Regions from separate parts of the Homo sapiens genome. Here region 2 is linked to region 1. A link is a loop called in an ENCODE intact Hi-C map of the cell type or tissue named here. Cell type or tissue: CD14-positive monocyte. All regions are shown on one strand. Links, peaks and the distances in the headings refer to the core of each region. The heading gives the core; the rest is flanking DNA.

What was found. Hi-C counts contacts between places; a loop is a spot of excess contacts. Peaks named below come from ENCODE experiments on the same cell type or tissue, not always from the same donor. Only the 100,000 strongest peaks of a DNase experiment are listed, where the experiment ranks them.
Region 2: it touches region 1 in a loop (1.9-fold over the local background); 1 of 110 quality-filtered maps calls a loop at or near these places.

What each region holds. Positions count from the first base shown.
Region 1 is chr3:187,885,607-187,893,713 of GRCh38, forward strand. LOC105374264 (a long non-coding RNA gene) reads right to left here and starts at 5,096. Exons shown (of 3, transcript XR_924813.3): 1 at 4,608-5,096. RefSeq lists enhancers at 4,151-4,754, 4,755-5,358. In CD14-positive monocyte, for the core only: no CTCF peak of the experiment used is centred there; a DNase peak (open chromatin) is centred at 4,115; H3K4me3 peaks cover 620 bases; H3K27ac peaks cover 492 bases.
Region 2 is chr3:187,790,878-187,798,984 of GRCh38, forward strand. LOC105374263 (a long non-coding RNA gene) reads right to left here and starts at 4,812. Exons shown (of 3, transcript XR_924812.2): 1 at 4,726-4,812; 2 at 2,307-2,614; 3 at 1,718-2,188. In CD14-positive monocyte, for the core only: no CTCF peak of the experiment used is centred there; no DNase peak of the experiment used is centred there.

The DNA of each region.
Region 1 (8,107 bases), core at 1,585-6,584:
CCCCTTCAATATTGAGTTGGTTATACTGGGCCTTTCGCCTCTTTATATAAACTTTAGGATCAGTTTGCCGATATTCTTGCTGATACTTTTATAGGGATCAAGTTGGAAAGAATTGAAATCTTGACACTGTTGTTTTCCTATCCATGAATACAGAATATCTCTTCATTGATGTGTTCTTTGATATCTTTCAACAGAGTTTTGCAGTTTTCCTCTTGCACATACTTGTTAGATTTATACCTAAGTACATCACTTTTGGATTGCTAATGTAAATGGTAATGTGTTTTTAATTTCAAATTCCACTTGTTCATTTCCAGTGTTTAGGAAAGCAATTTACTTTTGTGTATTAACCATGCGTCCTGCAGCAGTGCTATAATTACTTATTAGTTCTAGGAGGGTATTCTTTGTCATTTTTTAAGGATTTTCATGTAGATAATTACGTCATTTGTTTCTGTGAAAAAAGACAGTCGTATTTCTTCCTTCCAAATTTGTATCCCTTTTGTTTCCTTTTCTTGTCTTATTGCATTAGTGAGGACTTCCAGTATGATGTTGAAAACCAGTGATGAAAAGGTACATCCTTGCCTTGTTCCTGTTTTTAGTAGGAAAGCTTTGAGTTTCTCACTGTTAAGTATGATTTTAACTGTAGGTATTTTTGTAGATGCTCTTTATCAAGTGAAGAAGTTTCCCCGGATTCCTATTTTGCTGAGAGTTTTTATCATGGATGAGTGCTGGGTTTTGTCAAAGGCTTTTTCTGCATCTGGTCATATAATCATGCGATTTTTCTTCTTTAGCCTCTTGATGTGATTAATTGCATTAATTGATTTTATTTTTCCTTTTTTTTTTTAGACGGAGTTTCGCTCTTGTTGCCCAGGCTGGAGTGCAATGGCGCGATATCGGCTCACCACAACCTCCGCTTCCCAGGTTCAAGTGATTCTCCTGCCTCAGCCTCCTGAGTAGCTGGGATTATAGGCATGTGCCACCACACCCAGCTAATTTTGTATTTTCAGTAGAGACAGGGTTTCTCCATGTTGCTCAGGCTAGTCTCAAACTCCCAACCTCAGGTGATCCACCTGCCTCAGCCTCCCAAAGTGCTGGGATTACAGGCATGAGCCACCGCACCTGGCCTCCATTAATTGATTTTTAAATGTTTAACCAGCCTTACATACCTGGGATAAATCCCATTTGGTTTTGGTTTATACTTTTTTAATACATTGTTGGATTCAATTTGCTAATATTTTGTTGAGCATTTTTTCATCAATGTTCATGAGAGATATTGGTCTGTAGTTTACTTCTTTATATGTAATGTCTTTTTCTGGTTTTGGTATTAGGATAATGCTGGCCTCATAGAATGAGTTAGGAAGTATTCCCTTTCCTTTTATCTTCTAGAAGAGATTGTGGAAAATTGGTATAATTTCTTTTTTAGAAAAATCACCAGTGAATCCATCTGGGACTTAAAACAAATTTTTGAGATAATTGTGGATTCACATACAGGTGTAAGAAATAATACAGAGAGATTCCATGTACCCTTTATTCAGTTTCTCTCCATGGTAACATCTTGCTTACTGGTTCAATATCACAACTAAGCTATCACATAGATATAATCTATGTATCTTATTCAGATTTCCTTAGTTTTACTTGTACCCATGTGTACACAGATATAAGTAGTTCTGTACAATTTTCTCATGTCAATAGAAATATGGGTTTCTTACCCACCACTATACTCTGGATACAGGAAAGTCCAGATTCCCCCCTAGTCTTTTTTTTTTCTTTTGGCAGCAGTCTGGTTACTACATTGCTAAGTGACAGAATCTCAGTAAATATTTATCAACACATTTTCTTAGGGGATTTCATTTGTTGCAACCCAGTGATGATTACTAAGATTCTCTTTGTTTTGCTGTCCCTAGAACTGGCCCCACAGGCCATCGCAAAGCACTGTAATTGATGGGCTTTTTTCTGCATCAGAGTTGCTAAATTCAGCATCTTGTACAGGTCATGTATATGTCACATTTTAACATTAGGGGCTGGTGAACATGACACAACTCCCTTCCTCAGGTGAGAGATGACCTATCTGCAGTTATAGGGCTGAGGGATGGTACTTCACATCTACAGGATAAGTATTGTATTCAACCTGATTTCAGAGTCTAAGATATGGCTGTGTCTATACTGTACCTTGGTGGTTTGGGAGGAAAAGTGCCATGCAATATAACTGATTTATTCATTAAAAAAGTTTTGAGAGATGGTTATGTGTCATCCTTAGTAGGGAAACAAAGAAGAATTGAACAAAGATTTTGACCTAAAGGTACTTGTGTACTAGCCAAAGAGATATGACATATAAATATAATTAGTCTTCTTTCTCACCACTTCTCTTCACAGCCCTATGCCCTAGCCAGGCAAATGGCCCATTCACTAGCGGCTAAACCTCACATAATTTCCCTGCCTCTGCTTTGATTCATAGATTTCCTCTGATTGGCCCCCTTTTACCTCTCCTTGTCATTTCTTTCCCAAAACCAATCTCACATTCAAACTCCTCCATAAAGACTTTCCTGATACCCCCACAACAGGAGGTGTTTTTTCTCCCCTCTAAAATCCTTCCTATTGGGTCTAAAATGTCATATTTTGTATTTGAGTTAGTTATACCTATGCCTGAGCTTCCCTGAGAAGACATGAGCTTTGAAGGCAGGATCTACGTCTGTGAAGCTGTGGATCCGATCATGTCGCCCCAGTATAATCAAGTGCAATAATATTCTGTTACAGTATAATTCATTTCCATAACAAGCATTATTCCAATCTCCCCATCTACCTCTCTGCATATGAAAATTAAGATGTAATTATGTTATGAACATTTGTTATGGACCCTGGAAAATATGAGCTAAAGTACAGAACACTATATATATTTTTTAAACTTTTATTTTAGGTTCAGAGGCACATGTGCAGGTTTGTTATTTGGGTAAACTTGTGTCACAAGGGTTTGTTGTACAGATTATTTTGTCACCCAGGCACTAAGCCCAGTACTCAATAGTCATTTTTTCTGCTCCTCTCCCTCCTCCTACCCTTCACCCTCAGGTAGGCCCAAGTGTACATTATATTCTTAGGTTTCCTTTCTAATATTGGTTTTATGATCCTCAGGCCTGCAAGCATTCCCAGATTTCCTGGAGCAAAGATTATCCTCCTAGTTTCTAAACAAAATTCCCCAAGGAATGGAGAGATTTGGTAATATTCTGCTATGGAATGTCAGAGCTGGAAGATACTTTAGGGATCATCTAGTTCAAACAATTTGTTTTGAATATGACACTGTCTTGGAAGCTTGTCTGAGGTCACAAGGCGATTCAAGGGCCAAGTCAGACTAGAAAACAGGTCTCCTGGTGGTCACTATAATGTCTCTCTCTATAAACATAAGGCCATGCTGCCCCTGATCTTGCTCAGCATCTGTCTGAAGGTTTTCCCTGAAATGATCCTGGATGAGTGCAAACATCACAAGGACCCACCAGAAGCTTTACTGAGACCATTTGGATGGCCTTCCATGACATTGAAGAACTCTGTAATGATGGAAGTAGCTGGACATAATATGTCCCCAAGAGTCCCAAAAGAAACATATGGTGACTGACACAAGACTACGTCCAAAGACGGCAGCCAGAGCTGATAGGGGGAGATGTCTTTAGAACTGCAGACTCCTGGAGCCGGGGAGAACCTTGGAGAGCATCTAAAATAGAAAGCAGCACTTCAGCATGCAGGAGAGGTCTTGCCTTCTAGAAGTGACCCTGCTACTTACAGCCATGTAACCCTAGGCAAGACACTCCCCATCTCCAGTACTCAGTTACCAAGCATATCAAATAAACAGGTTGGGTTAGATAATACTAAGGTATTATCTAATACTTTCGGATATCTGGTACTATCTGATAGTTTTTTGTTCTGCAAAATACTACATTTCCTACTTTGACAGATGGGGAAATGAAGGCTTAAAGAGGTCTGATACCTTGCCTTAGGTTATAAAGTGAGTTGGTGGCACAGTGGTGACCAGAGGCCTGGCCAGCATTTTATCCACTGCCCCACATGGCCAGAATCATCTCATCCCCTGCCCTGTGGCCTTGTAGTAGATTGTGCAATTGCTCTCACAGGGCTGTTGCAATTGACCTCTTCTCTATCTCTGGGGACTGCTGGCAGCATTCAGAGAGCTACCGGAGAGGGGTCTGAGCTGTCTCTGTCCTGGAAGTGGAGCATGGGTCAGGCAGCTCTTTCTTCTCTCTCTCTGTTGAAATGAAACCGAAACAAAACTTCTTAATTTGGAGGCAGAGGGGCCAGAAAGGAGATGCTCCTCATCCTCTGCAAAGCCCAGCATCTCTTTCCCTTCTTTAGGGGATAGAGAAGTCTCCTGCCTGAGTCTCTGCAGAATGAAGCCAGATGACGAGTTAGAACCTGAGCAAAGTGGCATGACCCGGGAAAAGCAATACCTGGACATGGTGCAGAAAGACTTCAATCAGCATGGTACACAGACTTACTTTCTGTGTGACCTTCAGTCACATCTGATCCCATCCATAAACAGGGAAGAGGCAAACAGAAAAAAAAAAAAAGGAATGGTGTTATTTCAAACTAATATTACATTTAAGACTTACAATCTCGGGGGGAGGAGCCAAGATGGCCGAATAGGAACAGCTCCGGTCTACAGCTCCCAGCGTGAGCGACGCAGAAGACGGGTGATTTCTGCATTTCCATCTGAGGTACCGGGTTCATCTCACTAGGGAGTGCCAGACAGTGGGCGCAGGTCAGTGGGTGCGCGCACCGTGCGCGAGCCGAAGCAGGGCGAGGCATTGCCTCACACGGGAAGCGCAAGGGGTCAGGGAGTTCCCTTTCCGAGTCAAAGAAAGGGGTGACGGACGGCACCTGGAAAATCGGGTCACTCCCACCCGAATACTGCGCTTTATGCACCATGAGATTATATCCCACACCTGGCTTGGAGGGTCCTACCCCATGGAGTCTCGCTGATTGCTAGCACAGCGGTCTGAGATCAAACTGCAAGGCGGCAGCGAGGCTGGGGGAGGGGCGCCCGCCATTGCTGAGGCTTGCTTAGGTAAACAAAGCAGCCCAGAAGCTCCAACTGGGCGGAGCCCACCACAGCTCAAGGAGGCCTGCCTGCCTCTGTAGGCTCCACCTCTGGGGGCGGGGCACAGACAAACAAAAAGACAGCAGTAACCTCTGCAGACTTAAATGTCCCTGTCTGACAGCTTTGAAGAGAGCAGTGGTTCTCCCAGCACTCAGCTGGAGATCTGAGAACGGGCAGACTGCCTCCTCAAGTGGGTCCCTGACCCCTGACCACCGAGCAGCCTAACTGGGAGGCACCCCCCTGCAGGGGCACACTGACACCTCACACGGCAGGGTATTCCAACAGACCTGCAGCTGAGGGTCCTGTCTGTTAGAAGGAAAACTAACAAACAGAAAGGACATCCACACCAAAAACCCATCTGTACATCACCATCATCAAAGACCAAAAGTAGATAAAACCACAAAGATGGGGAAAAAACAGAACAGAAAAACTGGAAACTCTAAAACGCAGAGTGCCTCTCCTCCTCCAAAGGAACGCAGTTCCTCACCAGCAACGGAACAAAGGTGGATGGAGAATGACTTTGACGAGCTGAGAGAAGAAGGCTTCAGACGATCAAATTACTCTGAGCTACGGGAGGACATTCAAACCAAAGGCAAAGAAGTTGAAAACTTTGAAAAAAATTTAGAAGAATGTCTAACTAGAATAACCAATACAGAGAAGTGCTTAAAGGAGCTGATGGAGCTGAAAACCAAGGCTCGAGAACTACATGAAGAATGCAGAAGCCTCAGGAGCCGATGCGATCAACTGGAAGAAAGGGTATCAGCGATGGAAGATGAAATGAATGAAATGAAGCGAGAAGGGAAGTTTAGAGAAAAAAGAATAAAAAGAAATGAGCAAAGCCTCCAAGAGATATGGGACTATGTGATAAGACCAAATCTACGTCTGACTGGTGTACCTGAAAGTGATGGGGAGAATGGAACCAAGTTGGAAAACACTCTGCAGGATATTATCCAGGAGAACTTCCCCAATCTAGCAAGGCAGGCCAACGTTCAGATTCAGGAAATATAGAGAACGCCACAAAGATACTACTCGAGAAGAGCAACTCCAGGACACATAATTGTCAGATTCACCAAAGTTGAAATGAAGGAAAAAATGTTAAGGGCAGCCAGAGAGAAAGGTCGGGTTGCCCTCAAAGGGAAGCCCATCAGACTAACAGCGGATCTCTCGGCAGAAACCCTACAAGCCAGAAGAGAGTGGGGGCCAATATTCAACATTCTTAAAGACAAGAATTTTCAACCCAGAATTTCATATCCAGCCAAACTAAGCTTCATAAGCGAAGGAGAAATAAAATACTTTACAGACAAGCAAATGCTGAGAGATTTTGTCAACACCAGGCCTGCCCTAAAAGAGCTCCTGAAGGAAGCGCTAAACATGGAAACGAACAACCGGTACCAGCCACTGGAAAATCATGCCAAAATGTAAAGACCATCGAGACTAGGAAGAAACTGCATCAACTAACAAGCAAAATAACCAGCTAACATCATAATGACAGGATCAAATTCACACATAACAATATTAACTTTCAATGTTAATGGACTAAATGCTCCAATTAAAAGACACAGACTGGCAAATTGGATAAAGAGTCAAGACCCATCAGTGTGCTGTATTCAGGAAACCCATCTCACGTGCAGAGACACACATAGGCTCAAAATAAAAGGATGGAGGAAGATCTACCAAGCAAATGGAAAACAAAAAAAGGCAGGGGTTGCAATCCTAGTCTCTGATAAAACAGACTTTAAACCAACAAAGATCAAAAGAGACAAAGAAGGCCATTACATAATGGTAAAGGGATCAATTCAACGAGAAGAGCTAACTATCCTAAATACATATGCACCCAATATAGGAGCACCCAGATTAATAAAGCAAGTCCTGAGTGACCTACAAAGAGACTTAGACTCCCACACATTAATAATGGGAGACTTTAACACCCCACTGTCAACATTAGACAGATCAACAAGACAGAAAGTCAACAAGGATAACCAGGAATTGAACTCAGCTCTGCACCAAGAGGACCTAATAGACATCTACGGAACTCTCCACCCCAAATCAACAGAATATACATTTTTTTCAGCACCACACCACACCTATTCCAAAATTGACCACATACTTGGAAGTAAAGCTCTCCTCAGCAAATGTAAAAGAACAGAAATTATAACAAACTATCTCTCAGACCACAGTGCAATCAAACTAGAACTCAGGATTAAGAATCTCACTCAAAACCGCTCAACTACATGGAAACTGAACAACCTGCTCCTGAATGACTACTGGGTACATAACGAAATGAAGGCAGAAATAAAGATGTTCTTTGAAACCAACGAGAACAAAGACACAACATACCAGAATCTCTGGGACACATTCAAAGCAGTGTGTAGAGGGAAATTTATAGCACTAAATGCCCACAAGAGAAAGCAGGAAAGATCCAAAATTGACACCCTAACATCACAATTAAAAGAACTAGAAAAGCAAGAGCAAACACATTCAAAAGCTAGCAGAAGGCAAGAAATAACTAAAATCAGAGCAGAACTGAAGGAAATAGAGACACAAAAAACCCTTCAAAAAATTAATGAATCCAGGAGCTGGTTTTTTGAAAGGATCAACAAAATTGATAGACCGCTAGCAAGACTAATAAAGAAAAAAAGAGAGAAGAATCTAATAGACGCAATAAAAAATGATAAAGGGGATATCACCACCGATCCCACAGAAATACAAACTACCATCAGAGAATCCTACAAACACCTCTACGCAAATAAACTGGAAAATCTAGAAGAAATGGATAAATTCCTTGACACATACACTCTCCCAAGACTAAACCAGGAAGAAGTTGAATCTCTGAATAGACCAATAACAGGATCTGAAATTGTGGCAATAATCAATAGCTTACCAACTAAAAAGAGTCCAGGACCAGATGGATTCACAGCTGAATTCTACCAGAGGTACAAGGAGGAACTGGTACCATTCCTTCTGAAACTATTCCAATCAATAGAAAAAGAGGGAATCCTCCCTAACTCATTT
Region 2 (8,107 bases), core at 2,116-7,115, 94 kb before region 1:
GATTTCTGCCACAGCTCTTAACCCAGCTTCCAGCCCTGGGTTTGCTTTCCTTCTGGTCTCCCACAAAGCACCCCAAGCGGTCTTTCTAAAGCACTCTCTGAACTTATATTTGTCCTGCTTAAAACTTTTTTTACATGGCCTTCAGGATAAAGCCCTAACTCTACAGGAGGCTTAAGCGGCCCTGCCTGATCTTATTCCTGCTCACTTTCCAGCCTTATCTTCTCCTTATCCCAAACCTCACACCTCACTTCACTCTCCCTGCAACTGACAGCATCTGCTTACCAGGACACCTGGACCTCTCTTGCCTCAGATCATTGCATGTGCTGTATCCATCCCTCCACGTTTGTCCTGGATTACTCCAATCATCCCTTCACTCTCATCTTAGAAGTAACATCATTTGTTTATTCATTCAACAAATATTTACTGAGCACCTACTATGTGTCAGGCACTTGTAATACAACAGTGAGCAAGAAACACATGGTCTCTGCCCTAAGAGGCCTTCCTTGACTTTCTAAGACTGAGTTGTCTTCCACAGAACGCTGTCCTTACCCCACATGGCACTGTCTCCAGTGTATTTTAATGACTTTTAAACCAGTGTCAACCAACATTTTATGTAAAGGGACAGATGAGGAACAGTCAACATTTTGGTTTTGCAGGACATAAGGTTTCTCTCAGAACTATTCAATTCTGCAGTTGTGGAGGAACAGTGGCTAAGAGATATATATATAAATGAATTGGCATGGTGTATTCCAATAAAACTTTATTTATAAAACAAACAGTGATCCGGAGATGGCCCATTGGCCATAGTTTGCTGACCCCTGGTCTAAACAGCTAAACTAGGATGTTTTTATTTACCTTTGCATCCACAGTGCAAGCATAGCATTTGACATAGGGGCTTCTCCATACAAGTTTGTGGGATGAATAAGTGAACGGTAAATGAACAAATTAGGATGGACCTGTTTTGCTCTTTTTCCTCTGTGGCCATATCTTCTTGGTCACAATATGCTCCATATTTATTCTGTGTAGTCAGTGACACCCCCTCCCCTCACTTCAGATAGTTTTCATCTCCTGTTCATCTAAACATTCATGTTGAGCAAATACCATATCAGGAATGTGGGTTACTTTGGTGGTCATTAAGATTTAAAGCCTTTGTTACTACCTCTCAAGCATTCCCCACAGCATCGTGTTTGTTTTTCTTTTAGGTATGATGGTTAAATTTTGTACTGTGTAGTTATACTTCATATATTGATTATAGACTTTAGTAATTCTGTGTGCGTATAGATGTATTCATTCCTTTGTTGCATAAATATTTATTTAAATCTACCTTAAAATCTTTCTGGAGCATGTAGGATATTATAAACAAACCGCAATTAAATCAATGTGTAAAGCACTTATTATGTACAGGGCACCAGGAGAAGTTTCAGTGTGCAGTGGGGACAAAGATAATTCAGATAAGGTATTGTCACTAAGGGGCTTATCTGTTAGAAAGGAGGTAAGAATGTAACAGCAAATGATTACAATACAATGTAGAAAGTGCTAACCTCTTTAAGAAAGGAATCAGAAAATCTTAGGAATTAAAATTATCTTGGGCCAAAGAGATCAAAAAAGGCTCAGAGGGAGAAGTATTTGATCTGGAAATGAAAAGGTAGGTATTCAGGATACTGATATGACACTGAAGGGTCTTTGAGACAGAGAAAAGTATAGGCACATCCACAAGTTACTAGAAAGCAAGTTTTAATGAAGCTACAACCAGGGACTGGCTGATAAAAGTGAAGCCAAATCCCTTCAAGAAGGTGCCAAGTCCATTCTGGTCTGGAATGCATTGATAATTGGGACATTATGCTCAGAGACTCCAAATTGACATTCTGTCGTCATCCCTCTTGGAATAGAAACTCTGATCCTTTAAAGTAATTAGCACCAATTTGGAGCATGTGTGCAAAAATAAATCACCAGTGTCCAAAAACAGATACATTAGGTTCAATGGTTATGAAGCAAATGTTCTTATTAGCTCCGCCTACGTAAACAAAATCAGAAGTAATTAGCATTTAAAAATAGAAGAGACAAGAAGAGATCACAGTTCCCACTGGAAAATTATTATTTATATAAAGGTCCACAATGCTGACACACACGACTTGCCCTTCCTGGTCTCAGTCCTGTTTTTCTGTGGCTACAGGATCAGTTTTCTTTCCTGAGGGAAAGGAGAAGAAACTGTGATTGTGTGCATTTCAAACGTCTTGGTTGAAATTGAAAAGTGTGTGTTCTCCACCAAACAAAAATATATCTTTTCTCCATCTCCTCCTCCCTACCTCTTCAGTGTGCCTCATCCCATCCTCTTCTCGGGTGGGGAGAGTTTGCTGTGTCTCGAGATTGTGAGCAGAATCTGCCTCCAGATTGCAGGAAATACTATTGGCCTTTGCACACAAGACACCTACCTGTTGGAGAAAGCGTCAGTAGCCCACATTGAAAGGCAGCAGCTCTCATTAACTCACCTGTGCACACTTCGAAGTGACCCTTGACATCTTCTCCAGAACATGTTACATCTCTTCAAGGACGGAGCCTCACGGCGTTAGGTGTCAGAATGGGGAGGTGAACTGGCCATGGAGCTCCTGAAAAGCTGAGGAGGAGACATGAGCATGTTTGGCATAATAAAAAGAGCACTGACCAATGGCCCAACAAGCCTCTGAGTCCCAGCTGTGCCACTGACATGTTCTGTAACCTTAGCCAAGACATGTGCTTTTTCTGGGTCTCAGTTTCCTTAGGGGCTAAACTGCGTCATCCTCTTCATCCTCTTGCTCTAGGATGCCATACAGATTTCTACCCTTTTAAAGACATAACTTCAGTCTTTTATCTGCCTTTTTCCATCTGCTGTCTTGGAAAGATGTGAATAGCATGATTTGGGGTGGGGAGGGTAGGACTTGCGCATTTCTCTAGTCCTCATTTATAAAATGTGTAAAAATATGCCCCACACTTCCTTCCCCAAAAGACTGTGGCTTTAGGAACACAGGACAAATAAACATGGAAGACACAGAAGGCCTTCTTCTCAGGGTCATGGCAGAACCCAACAAATCACTCTCAGTCCTAGAAACAAACATCACATTTAAAGCTGAGGGGAACTTGGAATATAATTGAGGACTAAAGAGGGAGAACTTTGCTCAAAGTAGCATGTTAAAGACAGAACCATGTTTCAAACCTTTTGGTTCTAAATCATCTTTCTAGCATGTCATTCTTCTGGCTTTTGGATGTCTAACCTTGAATTGGGGCTGAGGAATTGATTGGCATACATCCACTTTAAGTAAAATTATCAGTGGCATTGGAAGGGGAGAGTGAGTGGATTAAATCCTTGACTCTTAGCTCTTAGTTTTTGTTAGGGTTTAATTCATTTTTTGTGCCTTTTCCCCAAATGATTTGTGGTTTTTTCCTTTTAATTAATACCAGTCCCTCTGGCTATCTTGCACACCTGCTAATGGTTGGGTCTTTTTGTTTCTGCCACAATTGAAGACTTGGCTCAAATATCTTCTTCTCTGGGTATTTTACCGTCTTCCACAGCCAGTCTATATTCCATGGCACTTCATCGGTATTTTCCTTAATAATTACCTCAAGCTTTTCTAAGGTCCATCTCCTCTGTTAAGTTGTCTGCTCTTTGAGAACCGGGAACACCTTTGTGTCCTTGTTTCCAATGCTGGAAATGCTATTCAGTTATGCTTATTGAATGAATGAATAGAAGAAATAAGAACTTCGTCCGTAACCTGATTGTGCCCTAGGAGGCCCTCAGAGTGATGGCAAACATAGCAGTGGCCTCCATTTCATTCTTTATGAAGAATCAAGAAAGGTCAAATAATGGGCAGATCTGTCTTGGCTATATCTGATCTCTTATGTTGTTACACCTATGAATTTATAGCACTCATCCGTGACTACTCAAGTGTAGCCTGAGTACACAGAGTGACCCTGCCTAGGCTCAAGAGGTGAAGGAAAAGAACAAAAAGACAACTTGCAAACTTTGGGTTGCCAGTCTCAGCATGAGGGCCTCCCAGAGCTAACCCCCAACTGGCTTTGGCTACAAGCCTGGATCTGTTGTCTGGGCACCGGCACTGGTCAACTTGGTTATTGCGAGTGGAATGTGACAAGGGTCAGACACCAGGGGTGGTACCTGAAACTGTTTCGGAAAGAGTGAAAGAAAATGTGGCCTCTTTGCTCAAACACTTGAAGGAGGAGAGAAGGGGAAGATTACACAAATAGCCATCTGACTTCTATCCAGTATGGCAGGCAGGAAAGCAAAAGAGAAATTTCTGAAATATTGGTGAAAGATTGGAGAAAGAGGGAGAATCTGGAGTGAGGGTACTGGAATAAGGAAGACAGAGACGAAAAAGACAGAACAAATAAACATGGGAAGGAAGAGGGAGGAGGTAAGGAGGAAGGGAGGAAGGAAAGAAGAAAGAAAGGAAGAAGAGAAGGAGGGAGGGAGGAAGGCAGGGAAGGAGTAAGGGAGGGAGGGAGAAAAAGGGAAGGAAGGAAGGGAGGAAGGAAAGAAGGAAGGGAGGGAAGATGGAAAGGAGGGAGGGAGAGAAAAGAGAAGGAAAGAAGGAAAGGAGGAGGAAGGTCAGTCATTTAAAATGAGAAAAGAGAACAAAATCAGCTAGGGAGCGGGTGAGAGAAAAGTTTGGAGAGAAAAAAGAGAAGTGGAGAGCCATGAGGACAAGACTCAGGACAACTTGAAATGTGCCAGACCTGCTCAGCTCCGGAAACTTCCTTTTGTAAGCCTGGCACGGGGAAGATCTGTGCACAGAGGAAAATGTGCCAACTCCTGCCCAGGGCCTGTCAGAGGATAGAAACAGATCAATTAACCTGGGTGGGGCTCTCCTGCCAGTGCTCAGGGCCTGGCCAGGCCAGACCAAGCCAAGGACTCTCACGTGATCATTAGGCTATTAAAGGCCATGAGCTGCAGGCTAGAGTCAGCCTTTTATCCTGAGAAAAATCCTCTTCCTGTACCAACATCATTCTGCTGGCCCGGCCACCACCTCTCTGCCAGGCCCAGCTAGGGACACAGTTAGACCAGGCACTTGGCCTTGGAAAACAGACACGTGGGCCACTCTGTGGCCAGCACAGCCTGATGTAACCAATTGGTGGGATAATCTTGGGGCATATTTGTGGATCGAACAACAGGCATTTGGAGCAGAATGTTTCCATAGTTCTTAGACCTGGAACTCCCTCATCATTCAACAGATGAGGAAATGGCAAAGAGAGAATTAGTTGTCTAATAGCAACCACCTAGGTATTGGCAACATTGGGACCAACACTCCAGATCTGTCGTCACTATGCGATAAGATGTATGTATAGCACATGAAGTATTCAGGACAGTGCCTGCCATGAAGTAATGCTCAGTAAATGTTATGGCCATTATCAGAACATACTAGCAATATTGGGACTCTAAGAAGCTCTTAACAACTGGTTTAGTGTGGAAGACGAATTGGAGAAGAGAGAGAACAAAGGTGAGGAGATTCCTGATGGGTCCTCCGAGGCTGGGTTTCCTGCACCTTTTCCCTTTCCCCACTCAAACTCTGTGCCTGCCTCCTGGCAACAGTGTTGATTCACTGTCCACCGTAATGCTGTCCCTGGAGGACAAGAAAATGAGAAGATGTGTTCTCTGACATCAGAGACTGATGACCTATAGGCCGAGATGCTGTAGTCACCCACAAATACCCCCCAAAAATTTGATGTGATAAGCTTCCCAGGTTGAGATTCACTTAATCCATCTGTTGTTTAATGCCTGAAAGTTACCAAGGAAAAGAAACAATTGTTTCATCATTAATTACTGTGTGATTTTTTTTTCCCATATGAATCTCATCTCCTTACCTAGGATAAGAACTCCTTAAAGGAAGAACTGTATCTTAAACTTTTGTATCATCCTCTCCACTAGGACAACTAGAGAGCCGAGGAGCATGTCGCAGGCACTCGATACACACAAAGTGTGAAAAAGTCAAGGGACTGGTTTTTGATGTGATTTAAGGAAATCAGTCCTTTTGTTTTAGATCCACGTGATTCATCTAAAAGTAAATTTCCACGTGATTTCTCTAAAAGTTAATTTCACCTTTGCAAAATGATGAACTGCCCTTAGAACTACCTCTAGGCTAAAATTATGCCACCCTCTCTGCTGTACAAGTTCTTCAGGCATGCTTCATATTCTGCAAGTTGTGAATCTGGGTAGGCAAGAGAGAAATGTCTTGGAAAATGGGATTATAGAAGGTAACAGCCACTGGAAGAATTTGGCCCCAAAGCCGAGGACTTTTCAATCAATATGCATGACTTTTAGAATTCCTATTTTAATCAGAGAAACGGAAATGAAATTCCCAATGTAGCTTTTAGTTAAAAAAATAAATTACAAGTGGTATATGATATTCATGCATACCATTTCCTCTGAAATTCTTTTTAAGAATTGAAGAAAATAACTATATAACATACTGGAAAGAACACTAGCTTAGGAGTTTCATGCCCTAAATTTATCACCTGGTAGCTATGTGATCAAAAGCAGTCAGTTCTTGTCTTACCTCACTTCACTCATATATAGAATAATAGGGCTGATGATATGTAAGCTCCCCAATAATAAATGAGTCTATAATTCCGTGCTTATGTTGAAGACCCATCCATCTATCAACCCATCCATCCTCTCCGCAAATATATATTGAATTCCTGCTTGGGCAATGTCCTTGTCATTCGAGCCCTTCTGCTCTGAGTTGATAGGTTGATGGCATCATCACGCTTCCAAGCACCCAGACTCAGTATCTCTACTCTCTGCCTCCTCGCTTACCCTCCTCACCTCCAACCAATCCCTGATACCTCCTTTTTTTTTTTTTTTTTTGAGACAGAGTCTTGCTCTGTCGCTCAGTCTGGAGTGCAGTGGTGCCATCTCGGCTCACTGTGACCTCTAACTCCCGGGTTCAAGTGATTCTTCTGCCTCAGCCTCCTGTGTAGCTGGGATTACAAGCATGTACCACTGCACCTAGCTAATATTTTTGTATTTTGAGTAGAGACGAGGTATCACCATGTTGGCCATGCTGGTCTTGAACTCCTGATATCAAGTGATCCGCCTTCCTTGGCCTCCCAAAGTGCTGGGATTACAGGCATGAGCCACTGCGTCCAGCCCGATACCTACTCTATCTCTGTTGATCCTCGCCCTTCCATGCCCACTCCACTGCACTTCTTCCAGACTTAACAGTTCTCACTTGAGCTATTGCAAAAAATTCCTAAGAGGTCTCCTAGCCTTAACACTCTTTGTTTCCTATCCACTATACTTACTATGTCTGAAGTTATCTACAATTTCTTATTTTTATCCACATTTTCTGAAGTTTTGTTGAATGACAGGCACTGTGCTGGGCTCTTAAGGAGCTCAGAGTCAAGAGAGGAAGACAGGCATTAATAGACGAGCACAAGATGGTGGAGGAATGATCAGGGTGTTAGGTTTCCTCTTTTCTTCTCTTAAAGCCTTGCTCCTTAATGGTTTCCTCTTTCAGGCTTTTAGTGTCTCACTCATCACATCCTCTTACAGTTTGTTCTCTACCTTGTTCTTGACCAGATGGAGCAACTTGATAGCAGGAATCTCATCAATTCAAGCCATCCTTGTACTCAGAAACATGAGTGCCTCCCTTTTGCTCTCAGAGGGAAGTCCAAACATTGCACTGGGCATTTCAAACCCTTAAAAATTTGATGCTGTTTTCCAATTAACTCTGCTAATAATCCCATACTGAATTCCACCCGTATCTCAAACCCTCTTCTCTCACACCTATTCTACCTCTAAAATCTCACCCTTCAGCGACACAAAGGCTTAGCCACACCCAGTGCTCTCACATTCACTGCCTTTTGTGGGGTAAGCCATTTCCTCTTCTGGGCATGCCCAATACACTTTTTTCCCCTCCTCCTCTGCCTGAAAGACTTGCCTCAAAGATCCTATCCTCTTTTCGTGCTCTAGCTTAAATTCTATCCTTTCTAAGAACCTTTGCCGATAATCAGCTCCACCATGCAGAACTAATGTTCATCTGCTCCTCAATACTTTTTATAATAAATGTTCTAACATTCTCCCTCCACACCTCCCTGCAAGTTGAGGGAGCCAGCTCTG